Linked DNA regions of Homo sapiens: region 2 is linked to region 1. Evidence: read pairs that join two places in POLR2A ChIA-PET (ENCODE). Cell type or tissue: CD4-positive, alpha-beta T cell. All regions are shown on one strand. Each heading gives the region's core, and the rest is flanking DNA. Links, peaks and the distances in the headings are about the cores only. Region 1 overlaps COPS3 (COP9 signalosome subunit 3). Region 2 overlaps MPRIP (myosin phosphatase Rho interacting protein).

What was found. Peaks named below come from ENCODE experiments on the same cell type or tissue, not always from the same donor. Only the 100,000 strongest peaks of a DNase experiment are listed, where the experiment ranks them.
Region 2: POLR2A ChIA-PET joins it to region 1 with 6 read pairs; 3 of 35 experiments call an interaction of 5 or more read pairs at or near these places.

Annotation. Positions count from the first base shown.
Region 1 is chr17:17,250,951-17,266,506 of GRCh38, forward strand. COPS3 (COP9 signalosome subunit 3) reads right to left here. Exons shown (of 12, transcript NM_003653.4): 6 at 13,852-14,031; 7 at 11,016-11,156; 8 at 9,351-9,524; 9 at 3,909-3,995. Among named protein-coding and RNA genes, the nearest start is that of FLCN, 22 kb to the left of the region's middle. RefSeq lists a silencer at 240-342. In CD4-positive, alpha-beta T cell, for the core only: no CTCF peak of the experiment used is centred there; no DNase peak of the experiment used is centred there.
Region 2 is chr17:17,147,497-17,163,052 of GRCh38, forward strand. MPRIP (myosin phosphatase Rho interacting protein) reads left to right here. Exons shown (of 24, transcript NM_001364716.4): 12 at 2,648-2,737; 13 at 6,810-6,919; 14 at 10,936-11,506; 15 at 13,744-13,860. Among named protein-coding and RNA genes, the nearest start is that of PLD6, 51 kb to the right of the region's middle. RefSeq lists an enhancer at 2,845-2,924. In CD4-positive, alpha-beta T cell, for the core only: no CTCF peak of the experiment used is centred there; DNase peaks (open chromatin) are centred at 7,695 and 8,315; H3K27ac peaks cover 856 bases.

The DNA of each region.
Region 1 (15,556 bases), core at 4,156-8,155:
ATAAATTAACCAGAACTGGAAACAACCCCAATGTCTAACTATTTATTTATTTACATTATTTGAGACAAGAGTCTTGCACTGTTGCCCAGGCTGGAGTGCAGTGGCGCAATCTCAGCTCACTGCAAGCTCCACCTCCCAGGTTCATGCCATTCTCCTGCCTCAGCCTCCCGAGTAGCTGGGACTACAGGCATCTGCCACCACGCCTGGCTAATTTTTTGTACTTTTAGTAGAGACGGGGTTTCACTATGTTAGCCAGGATGCTCTCGATCTCCTGACCTCATGATCTGCCCGCCTCAGCCTCCCAAAGTGCTGGAATTACAGGTGTGAGCCACCATACCCGGCCTATTTATTTATTTTTTTGGAGACGGAGTTTCGCTCTTGTCACCCAGGCTGGAGTGCAATGGTGTGATCTCCAGTCACTGCAACCTCCGCCTCCTGGGTTTGAGCGATTCTCCAGCCTCAGCCTCCCAAGTAGCTGGGATTACAGGCGCCCGCCATCATGCCTAGCTAATTTTTTTTGTATTTTTAGTAGAGACGGGGTTTCACCATGTTGGCCAGGCTGGTCTTGAACTCCTGACCTCAGGTGAGCTGCCTGCCTCAGCCTCCCAAAGTGCTGAGATTACAGGCACCACGCCCAGCCTGTCCAACTAATTAAAATGGAAAGGTGTATCAAACACTGGAACATTGTAGCCCTGAAAACGAATGAACTACGGCTACATACAGCATCATGCATGACTCTCACAATGCTGAGCCAAAAAACCAGATTCCCAGAAAGAATGTGCTGTGTGTTTCCTTCTACATCAAACTCAGAAACAAACAGAACTAAAATAGGATGTTAGAAGTCAGGATGGGAGGCCGGGCACGGTGGCTCATGCCTGTAATCCCAGCACTTTGGGAGGCCGAGGTCAGGAGATCAAGACCATCCTGGCTAACATGGTGAAACCCCGTCTCTACTAAAAATACAAAAAATTAGCCAGGCGTAGTGGTGGGCGCCTGTAGTCCCAGCTACTCGGGAGGCTGAGGCAGGAGAATGGCGTGAACCTGGGAGGTGGAGCTTGCAGTGAGCTGAGATCGCACCACTGCACTCCAGCCTGGGTGACAGAGCAAGACTCCGTCTCAAAAAAAAAAAGTCAGGATGGGAACAACCTTTCTAGAGAGGCACAGGGCTGGAAGCAGACACAAGGGATATTTTCCGGGTGCTGGTCATATTCTGTTCCTTCTTCTAGGTGTTGGAATCTTTGTGAAAATGTGTTTAGCCGTACACTTAAGTGTACTTTTCCAATGTTTACTTTAAAAAACAAACAAACAAAAAAAAACCCTGGTCTCACAGACCTTTCATTCCAGAAGGGTTTCTCAAGCCTGGCAGTCCTGACATTTGGGGGCAGATAACGCTTTGGTGTGTGGGCTGTCCAGGGTACAGATAACGCTTTGGTGTGTGGGCTGTCCTGGGTACAGATAACGCTTTGGTGTGTGGGCTGTCCTGGGTACAGATAACGCTTTGGTGTGTGGGCTGTCCTGGGCACTGCAGGACGTTTAGCAGCATCCCTGGCCCGTACCCATTAGACGCCAGTAGCACCCCCATCTGTGAAAACCAAAACTGCTTCCAGACGTTGCCTAATGTCTCCTGGCAGACAAAATCACCCTCAGAGGAGAACCACTGCTCCAGAGCCTGTCAGGGTGTCTGGGCTGGTTAAGCAGGGCTCAAAACTCACACCCACTTTGACCCCGCAACGCGTTGCTAGCTAGTATGTCCTGTCTGGTGTCATAACCACTCATGTATTTCTTCTCACTCGCCACTGAAGAGGGAATTTCTTGGGGAAAGCGTCTATAGCTTATTCTGTGTAACCCCTGTGGGGTTACCAAGATGCTCTTAGCAGACACAAGTCATAGAGGTATGGTTTTGTTTGGTGTGTGCATGTTTTGAATGGTAGGTTGAAGCAAAAAACCCTTTAGAACACTTGTAAATTCAACTATCAAAATGAAATACTCAGCTGGGTGCAGTGGCTGTATCCAGCTGTAATCCCAGCACTTTGGGAGGCCAAGGTGGGAAGGTCACTTGAGGCCAGAAATCTCAAGTTATGCCTGGCCAACATAAAGAGACCCTGCCTGTACAAAAAATTTAAAAATTAGCTGGGTGTGGTGGCACACATCTGTAGTCACAGCTACTTGGGAGGCTGAGGTGAGAGGATCATTTAAGCCTAGGCAGTCAAGGCTGCAGTGAGCCATGATTACGCCACTGCACTCCAGCCTGGGCAACACAGGAAGACCTTGTCTCAATCAATCAATCAATCAATCAAAATACTCCAAATTCTGAAATCATACAAGGGGTCATATGAAGCTTTGCCTGTCCTGAGCTAAGGACACAGGTTTTCAGTGAACTAAAACCAGATCAGAACTATGTACTTATGTAACTGAATAGGTAGGTAGATTACAATACATCAATGTGGTGGGTTATCATATAGTCATTTAAATGATGCTTATCCAAATCAGGAGTGGTTGCCTGGTTGGGGTGGGGCTGAGAGTGGGGAAATGCAACTGGCAGGTGATAAAGAGGGAGTGTCAGGGCACTGGTGCTATTTCATTTCCTAAGCTGGATGCTAAGTCCTGGGTGTGTGCTCTGGCCTCCTTTATGTCAGTGCTGCTTATGGACCAAAACCCTCAGTGACGGAAGAGGCTAAGTCAGAATGTCAGTCAATGATGTCGCTAAGCACACTGTGTAGTTCAGCAAACATTGTTCAGCAAGATTTCTTGCTGCAGCAGTTGCTTGATGTACGTACTGGCAAAAGCTTGTGATCTCATCACAGATAAGCAGAGGAAGTAGCCCTACCTTATACCTCTTTGTATACCAAAAATATTTCATGAGGGTTATGAGGTTTACAAAAATTCTGATAATGAAAATATGTAAATATAGCCGCCTGTAATACCAGCTACTCGGGAGGCTGAGACAGGAGAATTGTTTGAACCCTGGAGGTGGGGGTTGCAGTGAGCTAAGATCACACCACTGCACTCCAGCCTGGGCAACAAAGCGAGAGTCCGCCTCAAAATAAAATAAAAGAAAATAATAAGGAGTACAGGGCTGGGCACAGTGGCTCACGTATGTAATCCCAACAATTTGGGAGGCCTAGGAGGGCAGATTGAGCCTAGGAGTTCAAATCCAGCCTGGGCAACATGGAGAAACCCCATCTCTTCAAAAAAATACAAAAATTAGTCAGGCATGGTGACACATACATGCCTGTAGTCCCAGCTACTTGGGAGGCTGAGGTGGGTGGATTACTTAAACCCAGGGAATTGAGGCTGCAGTGAGCCGAGATTGCACCACTGCACACCAGCCTGGGCAACAAGATGAAGCCATCTCAAAAAAAAAAAAAAAGGAAGCACAAATAGGACGCAAGCCTGATGTGTATATCATATGAGCACACTAAAACTAGAAACTATAAGGAAACAGACCAAATTGTCAATAGTGGTAGACTTTGGAGGCTCCCCCCGCTTTTCTCCTTTTTAATATTTTCCACAATGAACATCTGTTACTCTTACAGTAACAAAAATCCAGTAATTAATTTTCAAAAAAATGAAAATCAAGGCCAGGCACGGTGGCTCATGCCTATAATCCCAGCACTTTGGGAGCCCGAGGCGGGCAGATCACGTGGTCAGGAGTTTGAGACCAGCCTGACCAACATGGTGAAACCCCATCTCTACTAAAAATACAAAAATTTAGCCGGGCATGGTGGCGCATGCCTGTAGTCCCAGCTCTCGGGAGGCTGAGGCAAGAGAATCACTTGAATCCGGGAGGTGGAGGTTGCAGTGAGCCAAGACTGTGCCACTACACTCCAGCCTGGTGACAGAGCGAGACTCCATCTCAAAAAGAAAAAAAAAAAAAAAAAAGAAAAAGAAAAAGAAAATCCACTTACCATGTGCAGAACGTATTTCTCTGCCTCCTGAGGTCCAGACAACTGCACACGACTTGCCATATCTTGTAATGATAGAGTTAAAAAGGTCTGAAAGTCAGAAGCAGAATTAGTCACAGGTAGGAACAACGAAGGAAGGACATTTTATTAAATGTGTACAGAGCGGCCAGGCGTGGTGGCTCATGTCTGTAATCCCAGCACTTTGGGAGGCTGAGGTGGGCAGATCATGAGGCCAGGAGATTGAGACCATCTTGGCTAACATGGTGAAACCCTGTCTCTACTAAAAATACAGAAAATTAGCTGGTATGGTGGTGCACGCCTGTAGTCCCAGCTACTTGGGAGGCTGAGACAGGAGAATCGCTTGAACCCAGGAGGCGGAGGTTGCAGTGAGTGGAGACTGAGCCACTGAACTCCAGCCTGGGTGACAAAGTGAGACTCTGTCTCAAAACAAAAAACAAAAAACAAAAAAAGAATTAGCCAGGCGTGGTGGCATGCGTCTGTAGTCCCAGCTACTTGGGAGGCTGAGACAAGAGAATCAGAGAATTGCTTGAACCCAGGAGGTGGAGGTTGCAGTGAGCTGAGACTGCGCCACTGCTCTCCAGCCTGGACGACAGAGCAAGACTCTATTTCAAAAAAAAAAGTGTACAGAGCTCTTCCCATTGATGTACAGAATAGATTTGTGTAGATGACTTAAAACTGATGGGCGAGGGGTGGTGGCTCACACCTGTAATCCCACCACTTTGGGAGGCCGAGGTGGGTGGATCAATTGAGGTCAAGAGTTCCAGACCAGCCTGGCCAACATGATGAAACTCCACCTCTACTAAAAACGCAAAAATTTGCCAGGCATGGTGGCAGGCACCTGTAATCCCAGCTGCTCAGGAGGCTGAGGCAGGATAATCGCTTAAACTTGGGAGGTGGAGGTTGCAGCAAGCCGAGATCGCGTGATTCACTCCAGCCTGGGCAACAGAGTGAGACTCCATCTCAAAATAAATAAATAAATAAATAAATAAATAAATAAATAAATAACTGATAGGCTGGGCACGGTGGCTCATGCCTGTAATCTCAGCACTTTGGGAGGCCCAGGCGAGTGGATCACGAGGTCAGGACATCGAGACCATCCTGGCTAACGTGGTGAAACCCTGTCTCTACTAAAAATACAAAAAAAAAAAAAAAATTAGCCGGGCGTGGTGGTGGGCACTTGTAGTCCCAGCTACTTGGGAGGCTGAGGCAGGAGAATGGCGTGAACCCAGGAGGTGGAGCTTGTTGTGAGCCAAGATCACGCCACTGCACTCCAGCCTGGGCAACTGAGCAAGACTCTGTCACAAAAAAAAATAAAAAAATAAAAACTGATGAACCCAGTGGTTTGTCAATTTCCTAGAGGAGTAATGAAAAATAATTTTATATATATATGTAAACTGAAAAGGAATCCAAGGTATGCACATCATTATGAAGATTTTCATCTTTTGAATTTTGTATTATAAATGTATAATCTATTAAATATAATTGAAAAAATAACATTCATCATTCAAAATTCAAAGTTAACATTTTTAAACAAATGGGGGAGTTAAATAAAAGAGGCTACACACTTGTGATGAGGGAAACCAGTGTTTACCACTGCTCTCTTGGGATCTGATGAAAATGACCCCTTTCAGAAACATATTAAAAGAGCTCTATTCTTAATGGCAGCTGGTAATATTTACAACAATGGCATTTTCAGAGCTGGGCATATTAAAACCCTCATCTTGAAAATTCCTTTTTTTTTTGAGATGGAGTCTTGCTCTGTTGCCCAGGCTAGAGTGCAGAGGCGCAATCACAGTTCATAGCAGTTCAAGGGAACCTCCTGTTTCAGCCTCCTGAGTAGCTGAGACTACAGGTGTGCACCACTGTGCCCAGCTAATTTTATTGTTTTATTTTTTGTAGAGATGAGATCTTACTTAGTTGCCCAGACTGGTTTCAAGCTCCTGGTTTCAACGTATCTTCCTGCCTCAGCTCCCCAAAGTGCTGGAAGTACAGGGGTAAGCCACTGTGCCTGGCCATAAATTCTTGATGAGCCAATAATTTTAAAACCTACATATACTTTAGTTCAGAGAATAGTACCCAAGAAATTGAAATTACTGCTAACTTTAAGAAGTACACAAGTAGTTTAACACAAACAAAGACTCAAAAGTCAACATTCTAGCCTGACCAACACAGTGGGATCCCATCTCTACAAAAAATGTAAAAGTAGGCCAGGCGCGGTGGCTCACACCTGTCATCTTAGCACTTTGGGAGGCCAAAGTGGGCAGATCACTTAAAGTCAGGAGTTTGAGACCAGCCTGGCCAACATGGCGAAACCCCGTGTCTACTAAAAATACAAAAATTAGCCAGGTGTGGTGGTGTGCACCTGTAGTCCCAGCTACTCAGGAGGTTGAGGCAGGAGAATCGCTTGAACCCAGGAGGCAGAGTCTGCAGTGAGCAAAGATCGCACCACTGCACTCCAGCCTGGACAACAGAGCGAGACTCAGTCACAGAAAAAAAAAAAAAGAAAAAATACCAAACAAACAAAAGAGCAGGGTCAAGAATAGCACGTAGAGTATGACCCCAATTACATATAACTGGGAGAGTCTATGCATACACATAGAAAAGAAACAGAGAAGAGGAACCTAGAAAAACATCTACTAGGCCGGGCGTGGTGGCTCATGCTTGTAATCCCAGCACTTTGGGAGGCTGAGGCGGGCGGATCACGAGGTCAGGAGATCGAGACCATCCTAGCTAACACGGTGAAACCCCGTCTCTACTAAAAATACAAACAATTAGCCAGGTGTGGTGGCGGGCACCTGTAGTCCCAGCTACTCGGGAGGCTGAGGCAGGAGAATGGCGTGAACCCGGGAGGTGGAGCTTGCAGTGAGCCGAGATCGAGCCACTGCACTCCAGCCTGGGAGACAGAGCAAGACTCCGTCTCAAAAAAAAAAAAAAAGAAAAAGAAAAAGAAAAAGAAAAACATCTACTAAAATGTTAACACAAAGTAATATTTCAATGGGAGAGGTGGCAGATTTAACCCATCCCCAGCTGCCTTCCATCCCAGCCATGCCATCACCTACTGATACAGTCTACCTGTTGAGACTTCTTTGGATTTTCTAGTAAGAAAAACTTGGCTAGAAAAATCCTTTGATGTTTCCCCGTTCTTTTCATTTTAGCACTGGGACATCATGCCAAAAATGGAGCAGCCACTATCACAGATGTAACCTTCTGACTAGCTATGTCCTTTAAAGACACGGTTCCTGCCCACCATACCTTATGGTAGCCCTCCCCAGGTCCCTCTGGCAGGCAGTGCTTGTGAGCTCAGTGTACCACAATCCACCACTTCGTGTCAACATACGAAGGACCCAGGACCTTGATGACTTTGTGAGTCACTACCCCAGCCCTGGAAAGACCATTTCGAGTTGAGACTCTTCCTGTTTGATCAAAAAAAAATTTTTTTTGAGACGGAGTCTCACTTTGTCCCCCAGACTGGAGTGCAGTGGTGCAATCTCGGCTCACTGCAACCTCTATCTCCTGGGTTCAAATGATTCTCCTGCCTCAGCCTTCCAAGTAGCTGGGATTACAGGTATGTGCCACCACGCCCAGCTAATTTTTGAAACCGTTATTTAATTTTCATTTGCTATTTTGCAATTTAACATCTTTTGTAACATGTACTATCTTTTATGTTTGTTAGCATTTGGGTTCTTTTATCTAAACTTCAATTACTAGTCACAAACAGAGTTTGTGTTTTTAATGGCAGCTGTTTTTTAATGGCTACCTCTTGATGGCAAAAGACAGAAATTTACTTAGAATGGTTCTGTTGGCACTTGGGCCAAAAAGAAAATTTTATGGAGAGAATTAGGCTGCTTGTTATTTAAGTCTCTTAGATCCTGGTCTTTTAAACCTGTAGGTCAAGCTGGTTTTTCTGGCTCACAAGTTACACTGGTTTTGATCTTTGACTTGATTTCTCTTTCACGTTCTTCATTTTTCTCTCATAAAAATTAACTTTTTACAAATTCACTACTGATTTCCTTCTATTCTAGAAGCTATGGCTAGTCTTTCTAGAGTATTTGGAAGGATTCTTTTTCTTGCCCATTGACCCTCTCCTCACCTTCCTTCCTCTTCTCCTTAGGATCCTTTATCCTTGTATGAGGTCTGCCCACCTCAACGGCCACCCCGACCCACCTCTCTTCTCTAGCTTCTCCATTGGGCTAGGGGAAGTCACCTCTCCCCTAAGTCCTCACGTAGCCAAATCCATCAGCCTTTTCCATTGCTGGGTAGCCTAGCAAAAAAACAGCTACCCTATTCTGGTTCCTTGGCTCGTCCCCAACCATGCATCACCATGGCTGACACAAGGCAAAGGATGTGCACAGGAACAGATGCACTGTGTTCTCAGCAGCTGTGAACTATGCATATCTGGCCAGACTTCCCAAGAGAAAAAAGCAATCCTCTATTTGTTGAGCTACAGGATTCCTGTAACTTGCAGCCTATACCTTCCTAAAACACAAAAAATTTCATTTTTCATTATTTTTCTGTACTGTTTGAACGTTTGACATTAAGCATATTTTCTATAGTCAAAACCTAGCAGGTTATTTTCATCTTGACAATAAAAATTATAGAATTGGCTTACATCCTAGAAGAAAATAAAAATTATATAATTGGCTTACATCCTAGAAGTCAATTGCACAAAGTTTGTACAACCCTGGCCTAAATGGTAATGTCCGAGTAGTACTATGTTCACATAAGGTGTTCTCATTGGCTGGGTGCGGTGGTTCATGTCTGTAATCCCAGCAGTTTGGGAGGCCAAGGCAGGTGGATCACATGAGCACAGGGGTTCGAGACCGCCTGGCCAACATAGCAAAACCTTGTCTATACAAAAAATACAAAAATTAGCTGGGCGTGGTGGCTCACACCTGTGGTCCCAGCTGCTTGGGAGGCTGAGGTGGGCAGATCACTTGAGCTCAGGAGGCAGAGGGTGCAATGAGCCGAAATCACGCCACTGCACACCAGCCTGGGCAACAGAGCAAGGCACTGTGTCAAGAGAGAAAAAAAAAAAATGTTCTAATAGAGATCAGCACAGACAGAACAGACAGGTTGCAAGGCTGGTGACAGTGCACTGAGGTCTGCATCATTAGCATCCCTCATCTGCCCTGCTGGAGCTGCTGACCTCTCTGAGGCTGCCTTTCACTGTCTCCCAATGTAGCCTTGTCTCCTACCTTTCTTCCTCTTCACCTGCTCCAAATACCCTGCTCTAGCCCTGAAAAGACCAAAGGTATACATCAAATTCTTTCTAAGAAGCCAATCACAAGAGAGTTCTCTCTCAGCACAGAAATCCTGCCATGCTTTATCCCTGTACCTGCTTCCTCAGCTCTGAAAAGGGAGAGAAAGGGAAACATGGCCCCCAGGGGGTCAGGAGCTGCCCTGTGAAGGTGGCACTTTCCTCACCTTTGTTAGCCTCTGAATATTCTTCTTATAAAGAGATGACAAGCATTGCTTCACCAGCCCCATGTTGTTATCGCGAGTGAAGGTTTCACTGTGCTTATTCACCAGGTTTCGGAGTTCTGAGGGGTTGTTGGTTGAATACACTTGTGCTAACTCGTGGTATGCATTGCTAAGAGGCTAAAGATGCAAAGGAGGGAAAAAATTCAGATTAAAACTTCAGAAGAGGCCAGGTGTGGGGACTCACGCCTGTAATCTCAACACTTTGGGAGGCCGAGGCGGACAAATCACCTGGGGTCAGGGGTTAAACACCAGCCTGACCAACATGAAGAAACCCCGTCTCTACTAAAAATACAAAATTAACTGAGCGTGATAGCACATGCCTGTAATCCCAGCTACTTGGGAGGCTGAGGCAAGAGAATCGCTTGAACCCAGGAGGTGGAGGTTGCAGTGAGCCAAGATCGTGCCACTGCACTCCAGCCTGGGCAACAAAGCAAAACTCCGTCTCAAAAAAAAAAAAAAAACCAAAAACAAACAAACAAACTTCAGAAGACTCAAATGTGTATAGGAAGCAAAAACACACTTACATACTATTTTTTAAGCAAGTATATCCCATATTGTCAGGTAACTACACACTGTTACCCTACAAATTATAATTTACCCAAAGCAAATGCCTGGTTTTTAAGACCAGGGATAGAAAGTCACTATGGAGTAATTCATTTTCCACAAAATTTTGTACTACAGACCAAGTAATAACACAGCAGGTGAAAACCCACTGAATTTAGTGAAGGCACACGTCTTCATCAGTGCTTCTGTTTTTCTACTGATAAATCATATAGAGAAGAAAGGAGTCAAAACATTCATCATTCCCAACTCTCCCTCTCTCTTTCTCACACCTCACCAGATGCAACAGGACAATCTGCTACTTCTGCTAGCAAGAAGGAAGACAGGGCCGGGCATGGTGGCTCACGCCTGTAATCCCAGCACTTTGGGAGGCCGAGGCGGGTGGATCACGAGGTCAAGAGATCGAGACAATCCTGGCTAACACGGTGAAACCACATCTCCACTAAAAATACAAAAAATTAGCTGGGCATGGTGGCACACACCTGTAGTCCCAGCTACTCGGGAGGCTAAGGCAGGAGAATCGCTTGAACCCGGGAGGCAGAGGTTGCAGTGAGCTGAGATCACGCCACTGCACTCCAGCTTTGGTGACAAGAGCAAAACTCCATTTCTAAATAAATAAATAAATAAATAAAATGAAAAATATAACAAAACAAAATAAAGGCCAGGCTCAGTGGCACACACCTGTAATCCCAGCACTCTGGGAGGCAGACGCAGAAGGACTGCTTGAGGCCAGGAGTTCAACACCAACCTGGCCAACATAGCGAGACTCTGTCTCTAGGGAAAAAAAAAAAAATCAACTGTTATAGGAGCTTAAACATCTATAGCTGTAAGTATCTAGAGCACAAGTTTGAAAACGGGTTCCTGAGAAATATTCCATTCCAATCAGGTAATGAGAATGTGTAGCAGACATTCAATAAATGTCTGCTCACCTGAAGCTGCTAGGAGAGCTAAATCAGTATAAAACGAAGTTACAGAACTGTATCATTGCAATTTCTTTATATACTCAACATGCTCACGTAAGAAATCAGTTTTATGTAAAAAACTTACCTTAATGAATCTACCCACAATTTGAGATGTATATTTTGGTAGCTGTTGTACTTTGCCAAGTAATATCAAAGACACTAAAATATACTTTTTATATGATTCCAACATGATATGACTGACCGCCATGGCAGGAGTAGTTATAGCCTAGGCAAGAGAAGAATGCTTGCTGTAAAGAGAACATACCACAGTAGCAAACAACAATCAACCACATGTATCACATTAATTATAAGTCAATAATACTTTTTAAATGTCCCATTATTTTTATAACAGCCTTATTGAGATAGAATTCATTTTATTTTTATTTATGCATTTTTTAGAGACAGGGTCTCGCTCTGTCATCTAGGCTGGAGCGCAGTGATGTAATTATGGCTCACTGTACCCTCAAACTCCTTGGGTTCAAGCAATCTTCCTGCCTCAGCCTCCTGAGTACCTGGGACTATAGGAGTGGGCCACCATGCTTGACTAATTTTAAAATTTTTTGTAGAGGCCAGGCGCGGTGGCTTATGCCTGTAATCCCAGCACTTTGAGAGGCCGAGGTGGGTGGATCACGAGGTCAGGGGATCGAGACCAACCTGGCTAACACAGTGAAACCCCATCTCTACTAAAAATACAAAAAAATTAGCCGGGTGTGGTGGTGGGCGCCTGTAGTCCCAGCTACTTGGGAGGCTGAGGCAGGAGAAGGGTGTGAACCCAGGAGGCGGAGCTTGCAGTGAGCTGAGATTGCGCCACTGCACTCCAGCCTGGGCGACAAAGCGAGACTCCGTCTCAAAAAAAAAAATATTTTTTGTAGAAATGGAGTCTCACTATGTTGCTCAGGCTGACTCCTATGTTGCTCACTATGTTGTTCAGTCTTGTACTCCTGAGCTCAAGCAATGCTCCCACTTCAGCATCCCAAAGTGCTAGGATTACTGGCATGAGCCACCACGCCTGGCCACTTTCTTGTCTTTTTATTTTTGAGGACGAGTCTCTGTTACCCAGGCTGGAGTGCAGTGGCGCAATCCCGGCTCACTGCAACCTCCATCTCCTGGTTCAAGAGATTCTCCTGGCTGGGCGTGTTGGCTCATGCCTGTAATCCCAGCAATTTGGGAGGCCGAGGCGGGCGGATCACGAGGTCAGGAGATCAAGACCATCCTGGCTAACATGGTGAAACCCCATCTCTACTAAAAATACAAAAAATTAGCCAGGTGTGGTGGCAGGCACCTGTAGTTCCAGCTAGTCACGAGGCTGAGGCAGGAGAATGGTGTGAACCCGGGAGGCGGAGCTTGCGGTGAGCCGAGATCGTGCCACTGCACTCCAGCCTGGGCGACAGAGCAAGACTCCATTTCAAAAAAAAAAAAAAGAGATTCTCCTGCCTCAGTCTCCTGAGTAGCTGGGATTACAGGCGCCTGCTGCCAGGCCCAGCTAATTTTTGCATTTTTAGTAGAGACATTTTCACCATGTTGGCCAGGCTGGTCTTGAATTCCTGACCTCAGGCGATTTGCCTGCCTCGGCCTCCCAGTGTGCTGGGATTACAGGTGTGAGCCACCTCACCCAGCCTCTTGCCTTTTCTTTTTTTTTTTTTTTTTTTTGAGATGGAGTTTTGCTCTTGTTGCCCAAGCTGGAGTGCAATGGCACGATCTCGGCTCACTGCAACCTCCGCCTCTTGGGTTCAAGCAATTCTCCTGCTTCAGCCTCCTGAGTAGCTAGGATTACAGGCATGCACCACCATGCCCAGCTAAATTTTGTATTTTTAGTAGAGATGGGGTTTCTCCACGTTGGTCAGGCTGGTCTCGAACTCCCGACCTCAGGTGATCCGCCGGCCTCGGCCTCCCAAAGTGCTGGGATTACAGGCGTGAGCCACCGCACTCGGACGCCTCTTACCTTTTTAACACCCACTCATCCTGATATTTCAAGATCAAGTTTGCTCATGAGTTAACTATATTTGGCTACAGCAATGATAATGCATCCAGTGGCTACGAAGTGCATTTTTATAATTTTCCGAATGCGTAGTCTTAAAGAGAAGCCACCTTGAAGATTTAACCTGACTAGACACGTGCTTTAATGACACCATCTCTGCCTACTGGCACCTTATGGTGGCCCTCCTCAGGTCCCCTCAACAGGACACATCAACCACTCATTGTGGTATGGTTCAGAGCCACGGATGTGTGTACATGTATGCATGTGTATTATGTATTAGAATTCCAACTAAACCGAGCTCTCTGAAGGTTTTAAATATCCTTTATTACTTAATACATGCTATGAACTAAATAGGAACTTACGAACATCTAACTAATTTACCTTAAGTAAAGTGGTTTATTAATCAATATTGTGTATCTCTTTTTCAGAGTCTGAGTAAACCTCCAGAATATTCTACCAAATTGTGTACTATGTTTCATTACACAGACACAGAAAGGGTGGGAGGGACTTTTACTGTGTACTCCTTTCTACCCTTTAAATTTTGAATCAAGAGAATGTTTCACTGATTAAATAAAACTTAACAAAATACCACACATGGTTTTAGAATAAGACACAACCAAGATCACTCAGTTCAATCTCTTCCTTATATGCAAAGGAAGCTATAAAGGTCAAGAGATGTCATAACTTATTCCAAATCAGATAAGGTATAAGTGCAAGCCTAGATTAGAACCCCCAGACAAGTGCTCTTCTATGCACTGGCGCTGCTCCTCAACTTAGGGATCAGGTTACCACTATTTACATGATCACAGAGAAGTAGTCTCTGAAAGGACCAACACCTGAAACGGAGGCCCTGGGATCAGACCACTCTAGCCACAAACCTATGGGAGCACTTTTTTGATCACACAAGTTCAGAACAACCTCAGCTAATTTTTAGAGAGATTACCTGTTCATAAAAGTAGAGAGCTCTTTCAAAGTTCTTCAGCCCAGTATAGATCATCCCTCCATAATAATAGTAACATAAAAAGTGTTTTGCATCATAGGCTCCATTCTCTTTACAGATATCCATCATATCCACGTCAAGATATGGAAGGGCAGGCTTAAAGCATTTTGCTAGCAAACAAAGCTGTGAACAAATTGATATTAAATCATCACTTTAATTTTACTTAGGCAGGTATTAGCAGAAGGAGAAAATTCATTGATTCCAGAAATTTCCAAATAATGTAATTGTGTTTTACATTTTATTGACTAAAATTATCTAAATGTCAACACATTTCATGTATCTGCTATCTGAAATGCTTAGGACCACAAGTGTTTCAAATTTTGGAATATTTGCAGAATACATACCAGTTAAGCATCCCTAATCTGAAAACCTGAAATCCAATTGCTCCAATGAGCACTTTGAGTGCCAAGTTGGCATTCTAAAGATTTCAGATTTTGGAGCATTTTGGGTTTCAAATTTTTGGATTGGGTTTCAAATTTTCAGATTAGGAATAGTCAACCTGTACTCCATTTTCTTAGCCATTCAGAAAAAAACAGCATTACCTTTTTTTTTTTTTTTGAAATGGAGTCTCACTCTGTCACACAGGCTGGAGTGCAGTGGCGTCATCTCAGCTCACTGCAACCTCCACCTCCCGGGTTCAAGTGATTCTCCTGCATTAGCCTCCCGAGTAGCTGGGATTACAGGCGTGCACCACCACACCCAGCTAATTTTTGTATTTTTAGTAGAGACAGGGTTTCACCACATTAGCCAGGCTGGTCTCGAACTCCTGACCTCAAGTGATCCGTCCACCTTGGCCTCCGAATGTGCTAGGATTACAGGCGTGAGCCACCTCACCTGGGGGAGCATTTCTTTATAAAAAGCTAAACAGCTATAAGGCCAAGCATGCTATAGATGATTGAGAATAGAGAACTCTACAGACAAGACTCACTTATCTCTTAACCTATCCCTACCCATCTGATTAGAGGGAAAAAGAGTGTGTCCTCTTTCTTTACTGAACTAGTGGAATAGAAAGAGACCAGCATGGTGTGATACAAGTAGAAGTGGTTCCTTTAATTAATCCTTTAGGTAAATACAGGGAATTGTGCAACTCAAGAAAGCAAGCCCTTAGAACAGTTATCTAGCTAATGGAGACGCAGTGTAGACATGCGTACAAACTCACTGAGCTATACACTTTAGTATTTTACTGTCTATATGTTGTACCTCAATCACAATTTTTTTAAAACATTAAAAAGCACATCTTCATATGAAACTAGAACATGTGTTTGAAATAATCCACATACCATGTTATTCTTGAAGGAAACAATGTAAATATCCCATGCAGACTTCTAAAACCATCGCATACTCATATTATAGAATACTCCGTACCTGTAGAGTACTGCTACAGAATCATCTCCAAGATATGTTAAATACAAAAAGCAAGCTACATAAGAGTATGCATAGATTATTACAATTTGTGTAAAAAATGAGAAAATATATATTCGTATTTGCTTTTATGTCCATAAAAAGTTTTTGGAAGGATACACGAGAAATAACTAACATAGTTTCCTTTGTAGAGAAGAAATAGATGGCTAGCAAACAGAATGGGAAGGAGACTTCATTATATACCTGCCCTTTTGCCTTCTGGACTTTGAACATCGCAAAATAAGAT
Region 2 (15,556 bases), core at 6,583-10,582, 100 kb before region 1:
CAGCGCCCTTCGGTGGTGTTACCTTGCCGAAGGTATGTCCATGTTGCCCTCTTGGGTTTCCCAGTCCCGACCTGGTGGGAAGGTGAGCACAAGACCAGCCTTTGTCCTTGTGATCATTTTCCTGGCTGTGATGCTGGGCTTCGTCAAGGCCTTGAATTAAGTGCCCAGTGCAGTGGGTTTGGGCAGCTTTTCTTTTCTCTGTTCTTTGAAAAACACTGAAATTTGAAAACTCAGGATGAACAATTTTGTTTTTTCCACAAAGAGATTTCATGGTAAATGGAGTTGGAAGAATTGAACTACATCTTGTGCCCTGCCTTCTGGACAAGGACAGGATAGGATAGATGAGCTTTTTTGGGCCCCTGGACAGTCCTGATTCTGTGGTCAAGGACCAAATAGAAGGGGTTCTTTTTTTCTTCACCTACAAATAAAATAACCTCTTCTAAACAGTTTGGCAAGTCTCCTTTGCCTTTTCCCCAGTAGTTTCACTCCAGGAATCCCTCAGATAACTCCCACATGTGGAAAAACGTCTGTTTCAGGTTAGTCATTCCCACACGTTTGTAACAGCCAGATGATTGGAAAGAGCCTAAATACCCATCATTAAGGGCCGGGATATGTATTAAATACTCTGAGCCAGTCTTTACAGACTGAAGGAGAAAAGGTGGTAGTGATAAGAAGTAGGGGTAGGAGAGTGTGGGCGGTGGGCCTCTGGTGGTGTCCAGCGTTGGGGAAGTAAGGAGCCTATGTAAGTGTTTGGTTGCATGTGCATAGAAGAGCACTTCCGAGTGTGGTCTGTAGACCTCTGGGGGTCCCTGAGGCCCTTTCAGGAGAGCAGTGGTGGTTAAAATAATTTGTAATATTAAGATGTCATTGACTTTTTTTTGCGTGTGACCATCTGCACTGATGGTGCAAAAGCAATGGGAGGTAAAGCCACTAGCACTTGGCACAGCCCCATCTGTAGCAACAGGCTGGACCAGTGGTCACTGGATTCTTCACTGCCATACATTTTAAATAATTAATCGTTTTAAAATAAATAAGGTCCTTGAAAGAGCAGCAGAAGTTACTAATTTTATGAAGCCTCAATCTTTAAATGCCCATCTTTTTAATATTCTGTGATTTGAAATGGGAAGTAAGCATCGCCTGGCTGCATACTAGAGTGTGCAGGCTTTCTCATGGAAAGGACTTGTGTGATTGAGTTGCCAGCTGAACTAGCAGCTTCTTTTGGAGCACCACGTTTACTTGAAAAACAACTGATAGGCAAAACTGTGGTCATTAATTTTGGGTGTTTGGCATATATTTTCATGAAAATGAACCAAGTTGGCTCATTCCTCTAAGGAAAACAACTGACAGAATTTGTTGCCAGTGATATAATTTGAGCTTCCAAGCAAAAATTAGAACTTGGGAAAATTTGTATTCACCATCATGAACTTCCCTTTACTTACACTCTCCTGATGAAATAGGTGGTGGTATTAGCAAAGGCGATATTTTAATATTACATAATGAAATGTGTAGACAATTGGAAGCTGTGCATAACAATATTTTCCATGTGACCAGTACCTAATGTTACAAAAGCATGCCTGGGTTTTAATGTAACACAGTACAGAGAGTTCATGGGCATGATTTCAGATACCACATTGCAGTTAACCTTTAAGAGCCTACTGCTTGTCAAAGAACAGCCACAACTACCTGAAAAAGCTATTAAAAATACTTCCTTTGTTGTCCGGGGGCGGTGGCTCATGCCTGTAATCCCAGCACTTTGGAGGCCAAGGCAGGCGGATCACCTGAGGTCAGGAGTTTGAGACCAGCCTAGCCAACATGGTGAAACCCTGTCTCTACTAAAAATACAAAAATTAGCTGGGCTTGGTGGTGGTCATCTGTAGTCCCAGCTACTCGGGAGACTGAGGCAAGAGAATCACTTGAACCCGGGAGGCAGAGGTTGCAGTGAGCTGAAATCGTGTCACTGCACTTCAGCCTGAGTGACAGAGCAAGACCCCATCTCAAAAAAAAAAAAAACTTCCGTATTGAACAGATGGAATGCAGAAACAAGAATCCAGCTGTCCTTTCTGAAGACAGATGTTAGAGAGATTTGCAAAAATTCAAAGCAATGTGACTCTTATCACTGATTGTTAAATCAGATTTTTATTTTAAAATGAATTTATTTTATTCTCAAATGAACAAATATATTTAAATTTTACATTTATATTAATATATATTTTCATATATATTTAAATGTATAAAATATATTTTATAATATATTTTAAAATATATTTAAATATTTTTAAATTAAAATTTTTAAAATATTTACATTTTAATTTCTAACATAGTAAATACCATCAATAGATGAAATCCACCTAACAGAAGCTCTTCTAGGGCCACCAGTTTTTAAGAGTGTGAAGGGATTTCAACAGCAGCATGTTTGAGGACCACTGGCGTGGACTATCTTTGGCTGGATACAGGGACAGATGGTGGTGTGATTGCACCCAGTGAGGGGCCTGGGTCATGCAGTAGTAGGATAGACGGTGTCCTCACTTGTCAGTGTGTATACTATTAAAAGTAAAGTCAGTGCAGAAAATCACTTACGGAAATTTGCTCATCTAGGCATTGGTTCTACTTCCTAAAAATCTCAAGACATTCTCACTTCCCTCGGCAGGCAGCCGACTTGGATGGAGAAATTGACTTGTCCGCATGTTACGATGTCACAGAGTATCCAGTTCAGAGAAACTATGGCTTCCAGATACATGTGAGTCCAGGGATGGAAGTGGGGCCACAGGCTTGACAGGCAGGGATGCATGTCAGAGTGCCTAATGTCTGGGCTGGGGGCACTTCTGGACAGGCCTGATGCAGCGTGTATGGTCAGCACTTAGTCTTTCCCACTACCCTTGACACCTCTGTCCTGTGGCACCTGACCCTATTCCCCAATTTGTGATGTGAACAGTACATTAGACGTTAGTATCTTTTTTCTGAAGACTGCTTAAAGCTTTTTTGTTTCTGAAGGTTCCTTTTTTCTTTTGTTTTTTGTAATGCTGGAGTTGGGGCAATTGGAAGGATGTGGGGTATGGGGAATAAGAATGAAAGTGTTAGTCAATTATTTACATCCGCTTTTTACTCACTTATTCATGTGTTTGTTCATTCATTTACTTACAAGGCTATTTTTTCCCAAAATCTTGTGAGGTACTCAGATGAGCAAGGCATTGCACTGTTCTCAAAAAAAAAAAAAAAAAAAAAATCTTATTGGTAGGACAAAATGGTTCTTATTGGCTGTTTCTTCAAAACTGTGTGGATCAAGGACTGCCTGCAGTCAGCCAGACTCCAGGTTAAGAGCACAGTCCTCCTGACTGCCACATCTGCCTCCATTTCTTTTTTTTTCCCCCAAGACAGGGTCTCACTCTCTGTCCAGGCTTGAGTGTAGTGGCACAATCATGGCTCACTGCAGGCTCGAAATCCTAGACTCTAACGATCCTTCTACCTCAGCCTCCAGAGTAACTGGGACTACAGGTGCATGCCACCATGCCCAGCTTATTATTATTATTATTATTATTATTATTATTATCATTATTTAGAGAGACAGGGTTTCACCATGTTGCCCAGGAGGGTTTTGAACCCCTGGGCTCCAGCGATCCACTTGCCTTGGCTTCCCAAAGTGCTGGGATTATAGGCATGAATCACTGTGCCCAGTCCTGCCCCCACTTCTGACACCAGTTGTGAGTCCGGAGGTTTCCAAAACCACCTTCAGTTTCAAAAATTCACTAGAATGACTCACAGGATTCAGGAAAGTACTGTCTTTACAATGAGTTTTATTATAGAGAAAGTATGTAAGTCAGAACCAGCCAAGGGAGAGCCATGTGGAGTAGAATCTGGGACTGGGGGAGTCACAGATGCCAAAAGTTTCTGCATCCTTGGGGACACGGTGTCCTCTTAGCCCTGATGTGGGGCAGTGCGCAGAGCATTGCCCGGAAGCCCACCTGAGCCCCGGTGTTGAGTTTTAGGAGGCTCTGTAGCTGCTGTGGTTGATGGAGTTGTTGTCCTCATAGTTGAACTCCACCTAAAGCCCTTCCCGCCATGGTTGGCTACTTTCACATGGCCCAAACCCCAACCCTCTGATTTAATGGGTTTCCTCTAATTTCCTGCTTCTGGCCAGGCCAGCCTCTACCCTGAGTTGTCTTGTCAGCATGAAGTGTTAGGTGGGGTCCCAGGGTACCACCATGAGTAACAAAGACTCTAGTCATTCAGGAAATTCCAAGGTTTGGAAGTTACCTCCCAGGAGCTAGGACAGAGGCCAGGCCTCTCTTTGGGTAAAGTTAGTTCGTCACTCGCAAGGGCTTTAAGATGGGTGGAGAGTGTGATGAGTAGAGAGCTGCCCCCATGGGGCTGGGCCCTGGCCCTGGGACTTGGTTCTCACACAAGGCTAGACTCTGGTGGGCTCACCTGTAGCAGGGTCATACCTTCAAATTTTGGGGCCCAGAAACTCAATTTTATTGCTGTGTTGAGAGTTGATCCAGTATTTGGGGCTCACTCAGTTTGGCCCAACTTAGAGGAGACTGAAGTATAGACCCAAAGGCCAGTGTGTTCATTTACTAAGAAAATCCTGGCCGCCAGCCCACTGGGCTGCTGGCTGTGGCTTCCTGCGTGCAGGCATCTGCGAGAGGAGCTGAGTCACAGTTGGAGGCTACACTGACAGCCTGGCACCAGGGCCGGGTGTGAGTTGTCTGCTCTTAGTGGCCTGCACTGCCCAAGTTTCAAGGCTCCTCTGTCCTCATCCGCTGTGGGAGGGGTAGGCGGGCATAGTGCCCGGTGAGCCTCCTCTCCTGCCGTCCACCTCCCATCTTCATGAGCAGCTTTCTCCAGGCAGGGCACACCTGAAGTCTGAGAACTCACCCCGCTCTCCTAGTGACAAATGAGGGCATCAGCCACTCTCACCCACTGATCAACCCCTCCTCACTTCACCCTGGTAGGGCTTATCCTGATGACTTTCGGTGATCCCCAACTACTGAGAGTTCTAAGGAATGAGGAGATGCTTCCAGTGTGGAGAAGGCTTCCTGGGGGAGGCTTCCTGGAGAAGGATCCCTCAAGGCTCAGCAGGAGGGATGAGTGTGAAAGCATGTCCCAGACTGGACTCCAGACCTGGTGGCACAGAGAGCACAGAGCCAGTCTGGGGCTAGAGTGCTGGGTGGAGAGTCAGGTTGGCGCTGGTCCAGCCTTTGTGGAGAGCACTGAAGGGTGTTAGAAGATGCCAGTCAGTTGTGCGTTCATGATACATGTCTGGCGGGACATGCAGGTCCATTAGAAAGGAACCAGGCTGGCACGGTAAAGCTGGGCAAGAAAGGAAGGAGCAGCACCTGGGAGGAAGAGGTGAGGGCAGGGCCAGGACCTGGCAAGAAGGCCCCGCCCACTGAGAAGCCAGCAGAAGAGCTGACTTCACAGAAGCAGGGGGATCCCCTGGAATTCCGGCTGTGATCCATTTGAGGCATGATGGGCTCTCAGAGAACATTAGGCAGCCGCTGGGAAAGAAAATTCAGCTGGAGAAAACAGCTGTATGTGGAGTGCTGAGGCCAAACTCCAGCAACGCCCACACCTGGGGGTGGAGAAGGATGGACCCAGGAGAAGGTGGTACCCCCCCAACTCAGCTCACATGGATATGAGAACTGATGAAGGAGGACCGAGCTGGGCAGTGGTGGTGTCTTGATCGGGCATGTGGAGGGGCAGGTCAGGTCCCTCCCAGCTGTGCTTTGTGGCACGTCAGGCCGGTGCGTGATCTCCTGTTTTGGCTTCTGGCCAGGCCACTAGCACCCATCCGAAAACCATCCTCATGATTGCATCCTGCCGTCAGCTTCCCTACTGACCTGGCTGCTGAGTCTGCTTGTGAGCAGCTCTCGGTTCAAGGCTGCAGCCCTCGCTTCTGTTGGGCAGGTGCCTGTAGGTGCAGAAGCAGGCCTCCAGCTCCATGCAGGCCACTGGCCCTCCCCTGCCTGGTACCCAGGCAGGTCTGCTCAGGGGCGCAGTGGTCATGTCCCAGAGCCATGTGCTCTTTGCTGCTTTGTCCTACCTGCTGCCCCGTTCCTCGCCCAAAACAGGCTCCTCCCCTGCTACCTTGCACAAGCACCGAGGACAAGCCCTAGACTCCACCTCATCCAAGCAGGAGTCTAGGGCTTGTCTAGGTGCTCCCCAACCCAACCAGCCAGACGCTGTTCATACCCCTTTTGTTACTTCTGAGCTGCCCTGTCCCCTGCCATCACCTTAATTCTCATCACTTGGACAGCTGCAGTAACCACCCAGCAGGTCTCCCTGCCTTTTCTCAGTGCCACCAACAAGACCCTGATACCCCTTGTTCTTAACCACTCCCTGGGCCCATCATGCCATGTGCCTGTGTGAGTGCAGACTGCAGGTGCCACTCCCCACGCCCAACACACACGCCCTTCCGGATTCCCCACCTCCACCACTGCTCAGCACATGCTGATTCTGCCCTTCCCCCGAGGCTGGGAACTCCTTAAAGAGGGGTGCAGCATCCTCCTCTGTCTGAGTGGACAGGCTGCTGGTGCGTAGTGGGTGCTCAGTAACTGTGAGCTTGTTACTGAGAGAAGATACCGGATTTACCATTGCCACAAATACACGTCCCTCCCACAGCTTTGACGTCTCCTGCTCTCCAGCTCCCTCATGTCCCAGTAGTGGGCACATGTGGCACTCCTAGAAGGGTCACCCAGTCACAGCCTTTCTCCCTGTGGGACTTTACCCAGTGCAGGGAGCTTCTTTGGAGATGGAGGGCAGCAGGCACCCTAGGGGACAGTCACTGATGGTGCCTCATCTTTTCTCTGTAGACAAAGGAGGGCGAGTTTACCCTGTCGGCCATGACATCTGGGATTCGGCGGAACTGGATCCAGACCATCATGAAGCACGTGCACCCGACCACTGCCCCGGATGTGACCAGGTAGGATGGTGAAGACACCAGGGAGCCCTTTGTGCCTCTTGTGGGTGCCACTCCCGCCAGGGCAGTGTCAGACTCAGGTCTGAAGTCTGAGACCTGAGCTCAGTGCATCCCAGTCTGCTGCTCCTTCCTTCCTGTGTCCTTCTGTTGCTCAGGTTCCTGTCCCAAGTAATCAGAACAAACATTTCTGGTTCTTTTCTCTTGTAAGCCCAAGCGTTTCATCTTGCAGGTAGCATGTGTGCTGGTCATTAGAACTGGGCTTTGGTGGAGAATCTTCCATCTGTGTCAGCAGGCACTTGGCCAGACCAGCCTGAGCCCCGCAGTCGGTGCTCTCAGGCCTTGGGCTCTGCTGCTCTAAGGGTGGCCCCATGTGCGGCATCCATAGGCCACCCAGTGCTTCTTTGTCTTGGCCTTCTTTTCACCTCACTCCTACGTCTGTTTGATTTCTGTGCAGCCAATTTGAAAAACCCTCTCCTGTTTTTGCATTCTGTGGTTCATGTGTCTCAGATTTTGCTTTGGGCTTTTTTCCTCCTGCCCTGAAGGTTAAAGACCTAGTTCTCATTTTAAAAGATGGAGAATCAGAAGACTCAGACATATCTAAAACAAAACAAAACAAAAAAAGCAGAGAAGATTCCAGTGTGGGGGCTGGTCCTTTGATGGCCAGAACTCTGCTGTCCCCACCTTCAGAGCCTCCACGCATCTGAGCACCTCTGGTGCCATTTCTCAGGTCATGTGATGTAGATTACATCTCGAATGTGTTTCTTGTGCTGTGGGTTAGGCTGCTTGGGTGTGGCAATGTCACAGCGGGGGCTGTCCATGGAAGCTTTGACCTAAAAGCGTGTTCTTTTTTTTTTTTTTGAGATGGAGTCTTGTTCTGTTGCCTAGGCTAGAGTGCAATAACGTGATCTCGGCTCGCTGCAACCTCCACCTCGTGGGTTCAAGCAGTTCTCCTGCCTCAGCCTCCCAAGTAGCTGGGATTACCCACCACACCCGGCTAATTTTTGTATTTTTAGTAGAGACGGGATTTCACCTTGTTGGCCAGGCTGGTCTTGAACTCGTGACCTCAGGTGATCCACTCGCCTTGGCCTCCCAAAGTGCTGAAATTGCAGGCATGAGCCACCACAGCCGGCCTAAAGGCACATTCTGTATCCAAACCTTTGCCTTCTTCCTGCGGACTCCACACCTCTTTACATAAGAAGGAAAGAACTCCTAAATTGATTTCTTTATAGTCCTCTTTTCTGTGTCTGTCATTTGTTCATGACTTCATTTATTAAACAAACACTGTCTAGTAAGGCCAAGAGGCCGTGACCGGGACAGGTTGCCCTCTGTCTCTCAGGATCCTATGCAGAGAGCTGGCTTGTTGTCTAGTGACAAGTCCTCTTTGTGCACAGCCAGCAGGAGGCACCCAGAGCTGCAGCAAGCTCTCCCACCCTCCAGGGGCCACATCCTGTGGTGGCCTCAGCTACTGCTTCCATGGCTCTCCCATCAGGAGCAGACACCCAAGCTTGACAAGCTAAGTGCTCTTTTCCAAGCACCTTTAGGAAGCCACCAGAGCAAAGTGAGAAAGGCCTCAGCTTCTTTGCCCAAGCTATTGGCAGCAGACAGAGCTTATCACGGGGGTCCAGGATGGGGAGTGGTGGGCAGTGCATATGGGTAGCTGGCCTGAGGTCCTCTCCTGCCCCTCTTCCCAGCCAGGCCTGGGCTCGGTGCTGTAGATTGGCAATCCTGTCTGGAAGAAGTCAGCTTTGGGATGTCCCAGGGCAGATGTCAGGAATGCACCTGTGCACATGCCTGTGCCTGCACACAGCTCAGGAGAGGCGCCTCCACGCTTGAGTGCCTGCTTCCCTGCGTGCAGGGGCTATGGGCCCAGGGGAATGAATGAGGAGACAAGGGTTTGGCTCTCACATGAAAGTTGACCTGGCAGTTGGCCTCCTGACTAAGAATTACTTCATAACCTAGCATATCTGCATAGTCTGGTAGAGTGCTCACCCTCCACCAGTTTGTTTTCAGCATTTATTCTTCCTCTGTGTAGGCTTTTATTATTTGAGGAAAAATGTGAGTTTTTTAGTGCTGCCAGGCAAAATCTCAAGGAGGCATGAAAACAAACTGCAGTCTCAGAAGCTGCTGTCCTCGTCCTGCTCTCATCGCCATCTTGAAGTCCTGGGGTGGGGAAGTTGCAGGGTGCTTCCCGCCTTTGGCACTAGAGGAGCCTTGTGGGGAGGTTTCTCCTAGGGAGTGCGGCCGGTTCTGGTGTGGCTGTGACTTTGGCGGCTGTCAGGGCCAGGCTGGGGGCCTCCATGCATGCCCTGCCCTATGTGTCATCCTGACACTCTCCATGGCCAGGAGCTCTTAGTTCAGTGACGTCACAAGATCTGCCCTGTGTCGTTTTCATCCAGATGTTAGCGTGCTCTTACAGTGGACACCTGCAGATCCTGTTGCTGTGAAGCACTTTGCCTCTCACTCGATTGCTGCCTGGACAGGTGACCCTTGCTCCAGGTGGTGACGGCAACCATTTCCTCTTTTCCTTGGTTCTCTCTCTAAAGACTCCTTTCCTTTTGGCCCTAATTGAAACACATGTGCTCCCTGGAGCTCCTCCTTGGGCCCTCACTGTCCTCAGGTGGGCTTGCAACTGCCTTCTGAGGGCCTGGGTGAGATTAGGGGCCCCTCAGTCAGCCTCGGACCAGCTGGCAGTCTGTGGGGCCTATCTCTAGAGTCTACAAACCTTTGCCTCAAACACTCCCAGCCTCCTTGACAAATTGCCATCAGCAATGTCCCTGTCCCTGCCCTACTGCAGACGAGGCCTCCCCAGGAATCTCTGCTTCTAGCAGATGGGGACTAGACATGGATTCCTCAGGCAGACCTGGCTTCACTCCACTTACTGCAGGGCAGGTAGCAGCACCATGAGCACGACCTGCGCAGCTCATGTCCCGTTGCTGGCTGCCGCTTGCCTGCTCAAGGTGGCAGGTAACCCAGTGTCCTTCTCCCCTTCTGCCTTCCTCTCCAAGCCTCTGGCTACTGCATGGTGTGAACTCGTGGCCACCTGGGCCTCCTGTTTCCCTCACCCTTAGGAGGTCCCAGTCTTTCATACTGATCCATCTGTCATGCCAGCAGCTGGATTGGGCTTTTAAAACATAGATTCAGGCTGGGCACAGTAGCTCACGCCTGTAATCCCAGCACTTTGGGAGGCAGGCGGATCACCTGAGGTCAGGAGTTTGAGACCAGCCTGGCCAACATGGAGAAACCCCGTTTCTACTAAAAATACAAAATTAGCCAGGCATGGTAGCGCATGCCGGTAATCCCAGCTACTTGGGAGGCTGAGGCAGGAGAATCGCTTGAACCCAGCAGGCAGAGGTTGTGGTGAGCCGAGATCGCGCCATTGCACTCCAGCCTGGGTAACAAGAGTGAAACTCCATCTCAAAAAAAAAAAAAACAAAACATAGATCTGATCACGTTACCTGCTTATTAAAAGGTAAGCCCTTCTAGAAAGTGCTAGTTTTCCCTCATTCTGTCACCACTGTCCAGTCCAGGGGTGCACAGGGCCCAGGCCTCACCTGGCAGGTACGGTGGCTGTGCCCAGGTGCAGCCTAATGTAGTTCTTGGCCCTGAGCAAGGCAGGGCTGGCCCGTCCTGCCTCTGAGGCTGTGGGAGTCCTGGGACTCCCCTGGCTCCATACCCTGGCAACGGGACCACCACAGTGAGCCCCTCACAGCCTCTTCAGTCAAGGGACCCCCCCAGTGTCATTATGTGGGAAACCTCAGCTTTCTGAGGCTCTTTTCCCTTCCTTTCCCCTTCCCCTCCCCGTCCCCCTCCCCCTCCCCCACTCAGAACCAGTTTGGGAAGGGATGTGGGGTAAAGGCAGAGTATTCCTGTCCTCCCTGCACTTAGGAAGCTGGGATTAGGATAGAAAAAGGATGTGGTGCTCACAGGGGCTGGGTTGTGGCTCAGCATTGCCAGCTTCTGCCTGGCAGGCCACACCAGAGCCGCCCCTGACAGGCTATGTCCATCCTCCTGCCCCACAGCTCGTTGCCAGAGGAAAAAAACAAGAGCAGCTGCTCTTTTGAGACCTGCCCGAGGCCTACTGAGAAGCAAGAGGCAGAGCTGGGGGAGCCGGACCCTGAGCAGAAGAGGAGCCGCGCACGGGAGCGGAGGCGAGAGGGCCGCTCCAAGACCTTTGACTGGGCTGAGTTCCGTCCCATCCAGCAGGCCCTGGCTCAGGAGCGGGTGGGCGGCGTGGGGCCTGCTGACACCCACGAGCCCCTGCGCCCTGAGGCGGAGCCTGGGGAGCTGGAGCGGGAGCGTGCACGGAGGCGGGAGGAGCGCCGCAAGCGCTTCGGGATGCTCGACGCCACAGACGGGCCAGGCACTGAGGATGCAGCCCTGCGCATGGAGGTGGACCGGAGCCCAGGGCTGCCTATGAGCGACCTCAAAACGCATAACGTCCACGTGGAGATTGAGCAGCGGTGGCATCAGGTGGAGACCACACCTCTCCGGGAAGAGAAGCAGGTGCCCATCGCCCCCGTCCACCTGTCTTCTGAAGATGGGGGTGACCGGCTCTCCACACACGAGCTGACCTCTCTGCTCGAGAAGGAGGTAATAGCCTGGGACCAGATCCCCACCCTGCTCCCAGCAGCCTTTCCAGAGCATCAGCTGTGCCCAGCTGTGGCCTGAGGGGTTCATCTAGACAGTCCTACCCGCGAGGGACTTGCAGACCCCTAGGGGAGACAGACGCATAGATGAGTCCTCATAGTTGAGGCAGACCTGAGAGCTGTGGGAGCGTGCCAGTGCATGCAGGGCAGGGAAAGGGGCCTTCCAGGCACAGAGGAATTCTTCCGATGGTGGGGGCCCCTGCCATTGAGAGGCAAGCGGCGTTGCAGGGCCTAGATGGTTTCCTCGTTCTGACTCCCGATGGCAGGAGGGGCGCGAGCAGGGCAAGGCTTTTGCATTACGCAGCCCTGGCTTGGACAGGTCAAAGCTGTAGGCAGAGACCAGCCCCAGGTGCTCTTACAGTGGCTTGGGGACGGCCGATCAGATCTGAAGCCAGGGGCATCCAGCAGGAGATGACAGCTGGGTCCTAGGTCATGAGGATATGAAGCAGAAGACAGTGGTGAGGCAGGGTAGGCTGTGGATGAAGGCTGCCCTGTGACTGTCACTCCTCCACGAGGCCTTCAGTGCACCTAGGTACATAGATGAACAAGCTGGCCCCCGAACTATAAAATAAGATGTTCTTTCATGGAAATGTATGCAGAAATCCAGTCTGCAGAACTTCAGTGGTAGATTGACATGTCTGGGCAGGGAGTCTCGTAGCTGGGGAGGTGTAGCGTTACAGTTTTTGTAGAACTCCCTGTTTCACTCTCCATTTAGGGACAGTTTTCAACACTGTGTTTCAAATGTGTTCTCTTACGTAAGTAGCTTGTTAAAGATTTGCCACTTGGGTATGCCTCAAGCTTCTCATCTTTTTTGTATTTTATTAACTGTATGAGGCTGAGTTACCACCAGCACTAATACTTGTACTTTTTCATTTTCCTCATCCATTAACAAGTAACAAAGGCAAGATGAAATAAAATAACAGTTGAAACTCACATTACTTCAGGCTACCAAAATGGGCCAGCCAGCAGGCGACACACTGGCTCAACAATCTGGGGGGTCAGTCTTCACTGTTTAAAAGTCAGGGGTCGGCTGGGCATGGTGGCTCACGCCTGTAATCCCGGTACTTTGGGAGGCCGAGGCGGGCGGATCACAAGGTCAAGAGATCAAGACCATCCGGCCAACATGGTGAAACCCCGTCTCTACTAAAAATACAAAAATTAGCTGGGCATGGTGGTGCATTCCTGTAGTCCCAGCTACTTGGAAGGCTGAGGCAGGAGAATCACTTGAACCCAGGAGGCAGAGGTTGCAGTGACCTGAGATCGCACCATCGTACTCCAGCCTGGCGACAGAGCGAGAGTCCATCTCAAAAAAAATAAATAAAAGTCAGGGGTCTCCCCGCCTCTCACAGCACAGTCTGTCAGCACCCTGGGCGGCACTGGCCTGACTGTCCACCACACACACAGCTCCATTCAGCACGAGCTCTGGGAGCAGGTTGGGTAGCCCTGCACATGGCCAGGCATCAGGAGGCACCTGGGAGGTGTGTAGGGAAGAGGTGGATGGATGAATGAGTAGCTGAAGCTGTTGAAAGCAAGAAGAGTGTAAAATAGCTTACTCATGGGTATCCACACCTTGTTTGAGGGAACTGCGGGAACTCTTTTTGCAAACAGAACTTTGTGGAATCCATCATGTAAAGCTGGTCAAATGGAGTGGTTTCAGTTGAGACCATAGTGGGCCCTGGAGTGAGGCCTGCTTGGGGCCACCACTCACAGTGGTCCCTGTAGAGCCTAGCCTGGCCTGTGTGACCAGCTGAGGACACCCAAAGGACCCCATGGGGTGCTTCCTCCAGATGCAGATGCAAAACCCTTGTTCCCCAGTGGACACATTCCCCTTCTCAGAAATGAACACCCCGTATGGGCCTTGGCACCTATATAGGGCGTGCATGTTGGAACCTTGAGCAGGTGTGGGAAGTATGTGGGCATCCAGGGGTGCCTGGAGTAGGGAAGGACAAGGTAGTCCCTTGGTGCCCATAAGGTACCAAGTCTGCCATTGTTACTGATGGCTTGCATTGGAACCTTCACTTCCAAATGCTGCTGGTAAAGGCCATATCAGCACATCTGCTGAAATGTGGAGACTCCAAAACTCTTGGGCCACATGGAAGACCAGTGAAAGAGTCTGTGCTGTGCAGCTGCTTTGTTTATCATTGTCATTTTGCATAAAAGTGTGTGTCTTTTTGCCAACAGCTGGAGCAGAGCCAGAAGGAGGCCTCAGACCTTCTGGAGCAGAACCGGCTCCTGCAGGACCAGCTGAGGGTGGCCCTGGGCCGGGAGCAGAGCGCCCGTGAGGGCTACGTGCTGCAGGTAGGGTGGAGGGGCTGCTGTGGCCCATGGTGCGCTCAGGAGCTTCAGTGTGAAGGGTTCATGCTCAGGCAGGCTAGGAGTGTGCAAAACTTGGCTGAGCAGGGGTGTCTCCCAGGAGCTCATGCCCCTGGGCTTTTCTGCCACAGGACTGGACACTCAATGTGCTTGGGGGGGTCTGTTTGTTTTTCCCTCCTGATATGACATTTTGGGGAATCTCCCTGAAACCTCTATATCTAAGGACTTTTTTTGGTAATAAAATGATTTTGGTGACCTTTCCCTTTGACTCTGAAAGTAGCCAATATACATTTATTGTAAATACCATACATTTGCATGTGATTTCTCATAGTTTTCACTATAGTAATATTGGACCTATTGTACAGATTGAAGACATTGAATCACACAGCAAGTCCAGTGCCTGCTTACAACCAACAGCAAGTCAGTGGCAAAGCTAGTACTGGACCCCATTCCCATCTGTTTCTATACCACACCTGGCAGGCAGAGCTGGGGCTCTTACCACTACTAGCCCAACCCCGGGATACCTCCACTGAGATCCTGTACCACAGAGCCCTGATATAGGGGTGTCACAAGGCTGGAGCTAGCCTGGCCCAAGGGCGTGCCTATGTCTGCTGACTTTCCTGCAGCGTGCCAGGCCTTGTGCCAGGTATTGGGCATAAAACAGATATACTCTTGTCCCCATTGAGTGGTAGAGGAGATTGTGATAGGAAGATTGATATATAAATACTGCAGGAGAAGTGAAGTGGGGTACCAGAACAGGGAGCCTAAGTTCTCGGCAAAGGCTGAGGGTATAACATTAGAATCAAGGTCCTAGGTTCAAGACTTGGCCCTGCTACTGACCCCCAAAGCAAGTGCATGTGTCCCCTCCTCTACAGCGGCAGTCTGCTGCCTGTGTAGACTTAGACCCAGTGATCCCTGAGGGCCCTTCCGGCTCTTAGACCCCGAGTCTCTGTCACGTATTGTCTACATTTGCAGACCGCAGTGCGCTGACCTTGGTCTGAGTTGTCCCAGGCAGCAGATGGAACAGGGGCACTCAGCTGGCCTCTGACCATAGTCTGCCTCTTTGCAGACTCTCTGCTGTTTCTTCTCCTGTGTGCTCCCTGGGCCTTCTCTTTCTTTCTGCCCCACATGCCCTAGACTCTCCTCTCCAGCCTCTTCTGCCATAGTCATTGCCATGCCCTGTTCAGACCTGGTGAACAGGGCCTCCCTGTGGGCCTCCCTGCCAAGGTCATTTGCGCTTGCCCTCCAGGTTTGAGGAGCATCTTTTTAATTCTTGATTGGGCCTCATCCTATAAGAACTGGCTTCAAATCAGGTAGTAAAGATAAAAGTTCAGCATCCCAAATTCGAAAATCTGAAATGCTCCAAAATCCAAAACTGAACGCTGACATTATGCTGAAAGGAAATGCTCACTGGAGCATTTCAGATTTTGGATTTTTGGATTGGGGATGCTCACCCAGTAAGTAGAATGCAAATATTTTAAAATCCGAAACAGTTCTTGTCCCAAGTATTTTGGATAAGGGATACTCAACTTGTACTAAGCAGCGGACTTTGCACATTGCTAACCTAGGAACCTACCTCTGTCTAACTTGCATAATTGCATGAGCCTACACTGAAGCCCCTGTTGGTCAGCACTGGGCAAAGCTGGTCTTTAATACCTTTTCCCTAAGTCTAATAACCTGT